2 separate regions of the Homo sapiens genome follow, and region 1 is linked to region 2. Evidence: chromatin contacts called from ENCODE Hi-C or POLR2A ChIA-PET data. All regions are on one chromosome and are shown on one strand. Each heading gives the region's core, a stretch centred on a gene start or an enhancer-like site at or near the end of the contact. The rest is flanking DNA. Distances are from core to core; before and after follow the strand shown.

Region 1 (2,700 bases), core at 21-2,520, 1.0 Mb before region 2:
CAGCCGCCGCCATCCGTGCCCGGCGCTCCGCGCAGCTGCGGCCCAGGCCCAGAGAAAAGGTGTATGTCTCCCTGGCAACCCATCACCACGCAACAGGGTCTCCCGGGATACGGCCCGGGATGCGCTGACGTCAGCGCGGAAGGCGCGAGCTCTCCGCCTGCTGGCACAGCGCCGAGCAGAGCAGACCGGCACGGGGGCGGCCTCCCGGCCCGCCGCCGGATAGCGCCTCCGCCCGCCGGAAAAGGGAGCCAGAAGCTGGCTGGCCAGGCGTGGGTGGGGGCTGCAGATCCCCTTTATATGGATGACGTCCTCCTTCCCCCCACCACCAGGGGCCCAGCACCTCTGGCAAGTCCTGACTGTCCACCGAGGAAGGGCGGGAGGACCTGCTCCAGCCTCGGAGGGTTCGAGCAGATCCCAAAGAGGATAGAGAGAGACCCCGAGGAAGTTCGATCCACTCCACAGCCCAAGCGGGGTCCGAGGACACTGAGAGGAAGGGGAAAGGCTGTTGAGCTGTGCCCCTACTTCTGCAGAGATCCCCATTTTCATCCAGTATTGCCGTATCATTTCTCGGCCCCTCCCCCACCTTCCAGAAGACCAGCGCCCACTGAGTGCTCTCCTCAACTCTAAAAGCCCCCATCCCACACATCACTGACCCTCGGGCCCCTGGGGCCATTCTGTGGCAGCCCACTTGCCACCTTCCTGCTCTGGATAAATTTTGCCTCAAAACCCTAGGGTGAAACCAAACAATGATAAATTCTGACTCTCCTTCCCGTTTCCCAGCCTACCCATTCCTCTTGGAAAGCACACTGAGTTCTTCCGCCATCACTGTCCCCCCCACCACCGCCACCCTGGACCCTTTGCAGGAGGGTTGCCTTCCTTCTCTCTTCCTGCTGCCTTCTTTCCTCTCGCCAGCCTCAGCTGGTCCACAGCTCTTTACTCTTCTTTTCTGACGAACTCATGATATTTTTTCTGATTTTCACCCCTGTCCCCTGAAGCCGTTTCCTGATGCCCTGTCTGGCCCCAGCCTGGTTCTCCCTGTTTCAGCCTGGTTCTTAATATCTAAGCCAGAGTAATTTTCCTTTTCCACCTAAGCACCCTACTGCTCAGCTTCCCATCATCTCCCAGATCACATCCATGATCCCTGGTCTCACCTCTGCGACTTGTCTGACAAGTCCATCGTCCTCCAGGCCCTTCACGCTGCCACAGAAACATTTTGCCCAGCACAGAAATCATAGGCATGCTGGCTGTGTTGATGCAGAGAACCAAAAGCCCAGAACCGCTCCAGGCTCAGCTCCCAGTTCTATTCCTGTTTTGGCTCCGGATGCTGAGCCAGTCCCCTCCCCATTTGGAACCTGTGCCTAGTCACATAAGGAGAACATTCCTGCCTCATGGCTCTGAGGAGGTGGGAACACCAGGGCTCAGCCAAGCTCTCTGGGACTCGGGGAGCTGAGGCCCATTCCCTAGACAGTGCCAACAGGCAATGTACATCACAACTGACCTTTAGCTGGAGCAGCCGTCTCTATCCCTGAGCCTCGGCCAGCTGTTGGTCCCCAGAAATGCTACCAACCAGAAGGAAAACAGGAGGTTACAGGCCATCCCTGGCCCCCAACTGGTACCTAACCAGGGCTCTCGAGGCCAGTCCTGAGGTCAGCCAAACTCACCCCTGACAAGAGAAGGTGATGACTTCCTGAACTCCAAGCCTTGATAGGGCCAGAGAGATCAGAGCAGTCAGCTGCTCCTCAGCTTCAAAAGCCACGAGGTTAACTTAGGACTACAAATCCCAGAATTCCTCAAGGGAAGTACAAATCTCAGCCAGTCTTAGCTCCAAAGAACATCAAGTACCAACCACACCAAGGCCTGTGTGACTGACCACCTGCCCTGAAGGTCCAGGACCCATCCCAAACCCAGTCCTGCCTTGCCTTATGCGTGGAGAAATCCACCACACCGGAGTAAAGGAAGCTGGCCGACCTCTGATGCACAGGACTACGGCCAGGCCCGGTGTGCATGGCCACCCACGGAAACCGAGGCCCAGGCAGGGGTCAGCACTGTGGGAAGGAAGCCCTGATGGCCTGCCTCTGGGTTCCTCTTTCCCTCCACAGAGTAGAGTGATTTGTTTTTGCTGAGTGGGGGCAGGACATTAAAACAACTGTAATAGGTGAGAGGTGATTCAGTGTTCACAGGTGCCCCAAACGGGACCTCAGTCCCCCTTCGCCGACTGACTGAAGAGGGGAGTCAATGTCCGACAAAAATTCTGTGGTAGGGTGCTTAGCCAGGACCGAAAGGCTACCTCTTTAAGAAGATGGGGACACGGCTGGGAGAAGCAGGTTCCCAGCACAGGGCCACTCCCAGGACTGTGAAGGCAGAGGTGTAGGCGGAGGGGAGTGTGTGTGTGGGCGCGCAAGGCCAGTCGCCGAGGGCTGGAGTGGTGGGGGCATCGGGCTGCCCAGCCCCTCCCGGGGCTGTGCGTCTCCGGCCACCCTGAGCAGTGGGCACACGGCAGCCAGCGGCGAGACCATGCGTCTGCCCTGCAAAACCCCAAGGCAGGCAGGCCGTGGGAGCGAACCGGAGTCGGTCTGGCCCCTTCCCTGCTCATTCCCGCTCCCTCCTGTTGCCTGGCCCGCCTCCCGGTGCAGGCTCCTCCCTCTCCCGACACCGGCCCCCTCCTCAAGGCCCCCACCCACCCGCGGCCCGCGCACCGGC
Region 2 (2,995 bases), core at 47-2,546:
AAAGTTGAATTTCATATATATGATGACTAGATACCTTAGATTCTCCAGGACAGCCCCAACCTTATATCATTTTAGTTTTTTCAAAATAATTTTTTACTGAATATAGATACTATATTTTTTTGCTTATTCATATATTAAGAAAAAGTGCCTCATCAAAAAAAATGCCTTCATATATATATGAAAGTAGCTACTGACCTATCCAGAGGGTTATTTATTCATCAAGAGGTATTCCTTATCCTAGGTTCCGTGGGTGCAGCGGTGAGCCAGACAGTCCAGAATCTGCCCTCATGGAGCTTACATTCTACTGGAGAGAGACAGTTCACTAAAAAGCAATCAAATAAATAATAACATCAGATAGTAACAAGTGATATAAAAAAGAAAACAAGATATAATAGAAAGTGACTGGGGATGCTACTTTAGCTAGAATGGTCTGGAAAGGCCTGAGAAGACGACCTTTGGTCTGAGATCTGTTTGATCTGTGTAATCATGCAAAGACTTAGGGAATAGTATCAAAGCAAGAGCGAGCTGCAGGTGCAAAGGTCCTAAAGTGGAAATGAGCTTGGTGAGTTCAAGGAACATTGCTAGAGCAGGTGGGCCAGGAGGAAATGAGTGAACAGAGATGAGCAGAGGCCAGGTAGTCCTGTTGCACCCTGAGATCTTTTGTGAGGATTTGAATTTTATTCTCAGTGGAACAGAAAGCCCTTGGAAGGCGCTCTGGGCTGTGTCTTGAATAGTGGCGATGGATCTGCATGACTGCATCACATTCTTTCTTCTGCCCACTTCCTTGAACTTGTGGTCCTTGGTATATACTTCAAAAGTTGCTGACCAGAGTTAGGGATGAAACCTGTGGTTATGGAACACAGGAATGCTCTGTGAACCCATGACCCACCTTTCGTGGGCAACATTCTTGAAGCAGCTAGACTAGCCCACTGTGGATGACCTGTGACTTGCAGGATTTGCAGACCTGTCACATCCTATGACTTGCAGATCTTATTTCTAAACTTGCTTCCTGAAGGATGTAGTACACCTGTGTCTCTGCCTTTGCGTAAATCAAACAAAGCTGTCTCATCGTAACTGAGATCGTTTTCAATATATCTTCCCTCAGACTTCTCAGACACATGGCTTCTTCAGATGATTAGGGCTTGGCTAATCTTTCCATTTGTCCTTTAAAGTGTTAAAGGAACAAGACTGTGTCTGGCCACAATCTGACAAATATCTGCCTGGAGTTTGTCCTTTACTCGGCACTAAGGGGCCAGCTCCCTCCCAGCACAGCCACACGCTGGCTCTGGGGTGTTGCCAGCTTCCTTATTCCACACAGTGACATCATTCTCACAAGTAACCTCAGTCAACTCACTAACCAGGCTCCTGTCGCATGCTGATTCAGCCTGTTCTTTATCTTGTTCTCGTTTGAGGGTTTAGCAGTCTTTTGAATGCTCCTTCCTGATTCTGAAAAACAGTAGTTTCAACCACTTACAGAAGGTCTTCTATAAAAGCAGAACTTGCTGCAGGGTTTTGACTGTGGGCCGTACTGAGACCCTTGCTGAGGGGCCAGCAGGGAACAGACCAGGACAGGGTGGAGGAACCACCTGATTTCAGCCTTGACCTCTCCCCATAAGGGTGCTGTGTCTAAGAAGGCATGGAACCCAGGCCATTAACATCTAAGGATGTCATCTTGTTGGAGGGTCATGGCTTTGTGTACATGTGTGAAATTTTCAAACACACAGAGAAGCAGATAGACTGGCACAATGAACTCCAAGTGTCCATCATTCAATTTCAACAACCATTAGCTTTCTGCCTTTCTTGTTTCATCTGGCCCACCTCCCCATACACACACTCCATCCCTGTGGATCCTCTGTGGGTTTGTTCTAGATTCCCGGATAGAGTAGCATCACTCGCTTTCTCGCCACTTTCTTCCCTAGTAGGCACTCTCATCTCTCATCTGTTATACCAGCAGAGTCCTCGGGGGGAAATAAACTTATTTCAATAAAGATTTCTGATTGCAACTTCTAAGCTGAAACTTGACGATCCAGCCTTCTGGAATTTTCAGCATCTGAAAGATCCCAGATGGGCTTGTGATCAGAAGATTTTAGCCATTTTTTCCCTCACTCTTTCTTTTTTACTTTGGAGATTTTGATGACTATTTATCCTGAGTGGGAGGTATATAAACTAAAAAAATAAGCTTCAATTTGGAGGTTTCACCATAAATTTCTTTGCAGGCACCAGGAGGATTTCATAGCACATGTGTAGAGGCCAGGTGGGCTGGAAGGTGACAAGAACACAGGCTTTGGAAGTCGGATAGGGATGGATTCAAATCTTGGCTCTAACAAGTACCAGCTGTATGACCCTAGTCACGTTTCGTAGCCTTTCTGAATATGGTCCCCCTCATCTGTAAAGCAGAGGTAATAATTCCTGCCTCACAGAGACCTTGTGAAGATTAAATGAGTTAGATGTGTGGTAGGGACTTCATGTGGTCAGCTTGCAATATGGTTGGTGGTCAGTAGTCAGTGGTCAGAAACTATTGTTGTCCTTTCAATTCTGTAATAGTGACCTTCCAGCCATGTGGTGGCTGAATCCGGGTTGCTCCTTAGTTGCCCTTTTTTTTGAGACGGAGTTTCACTCTTGCCGCCCAGGCTGGAGTGCAGTGGCACAATCTCAGCTCACTGCAACCTCCGCCTCCTGGGTTCAAGCGATTCTTCTGTCTCAGCCTCCCAAGTAGCTGGGACTACAGGTACCCTCCACCACACCCGGCTAATTTTTGTATTTTTAGTAGAGATGGGGTTTCACCATGTTGGTCAGGCTGGTCTCTAACTCCTGACCTTGTGATCCGCCGGCCTTGGCTTCCCAAAGTGCTGGGATTACAGGCGTGACCCACTGCGCCCGGCCTCCTCAGTTGCCTTTATGGGCGTTTCTCCCTAGACCCATTTGGACCTGTTACACACATCTTCCCTCTAACATCTCAAATGTCTTCTGGAAAATTCTGAAGGGTGAAATACTG

What was found. A loop is a pair of places that touch in the nucleus more often than their neighbours do. ChIA-PET counts read pairs that join two places held with the same protein, here RNA polymerase II (POLR2A). Pooled maps may share reads with other maps.
Region 1: a map of gastrocnemius medialis shows a loop between it and region 2 (3-fold over the local background). The contact joins the promoter of FAM131A here to the enhancer-like site in region 2. A Hi-C loop is called at or near these places in 1 of 168 maps with a recorded cell type or tissue (gastrocnemius medialis) and 1 of 50 pooled maps. POLR2A ChIA-PET finds 5 or more read pairs at or near these places in 1 of 52 experiments (OCI-LY7).

Annotation. Positions count from the first base shown.
Region 1 is chr3:184,336,170-184,338,869 of GRCh38, reverse strand. It overlaps FAM131A (family with sequence similarity 131 member A), which reads right to left and starts at 1,270. Exons shown (of 6, transcript NM_144635.5): 1 at 1,152-1,270; 2 at 341-483. The coding sequence starts at 1,239. RefSeq lists an enhancer at 117-728 and silencers at 2,527-2,596, 2,520-2,700, 2,637-2,700.
Region 2 is chr3:183,305,457-183,308,451 of GRCh38, reverse strand. All of the region lies in intron 10 of MCF2L2 (MCF.2 cell line derived transforming sequence-like 2), which reads left to right. Among named protein-coding and RNA genes, the nearest start is that of B3GNT5, 54 kb to the right of the region's middle. Within about 2 kb of position 1,296, at least 17 of the 41 ENCODE cell types and tissues checked have a DNase peak (open chromatin) inside an H3K27ac peak, as active enhancers do; they include gastrocnemius medialis, where a contact is called at or near this core.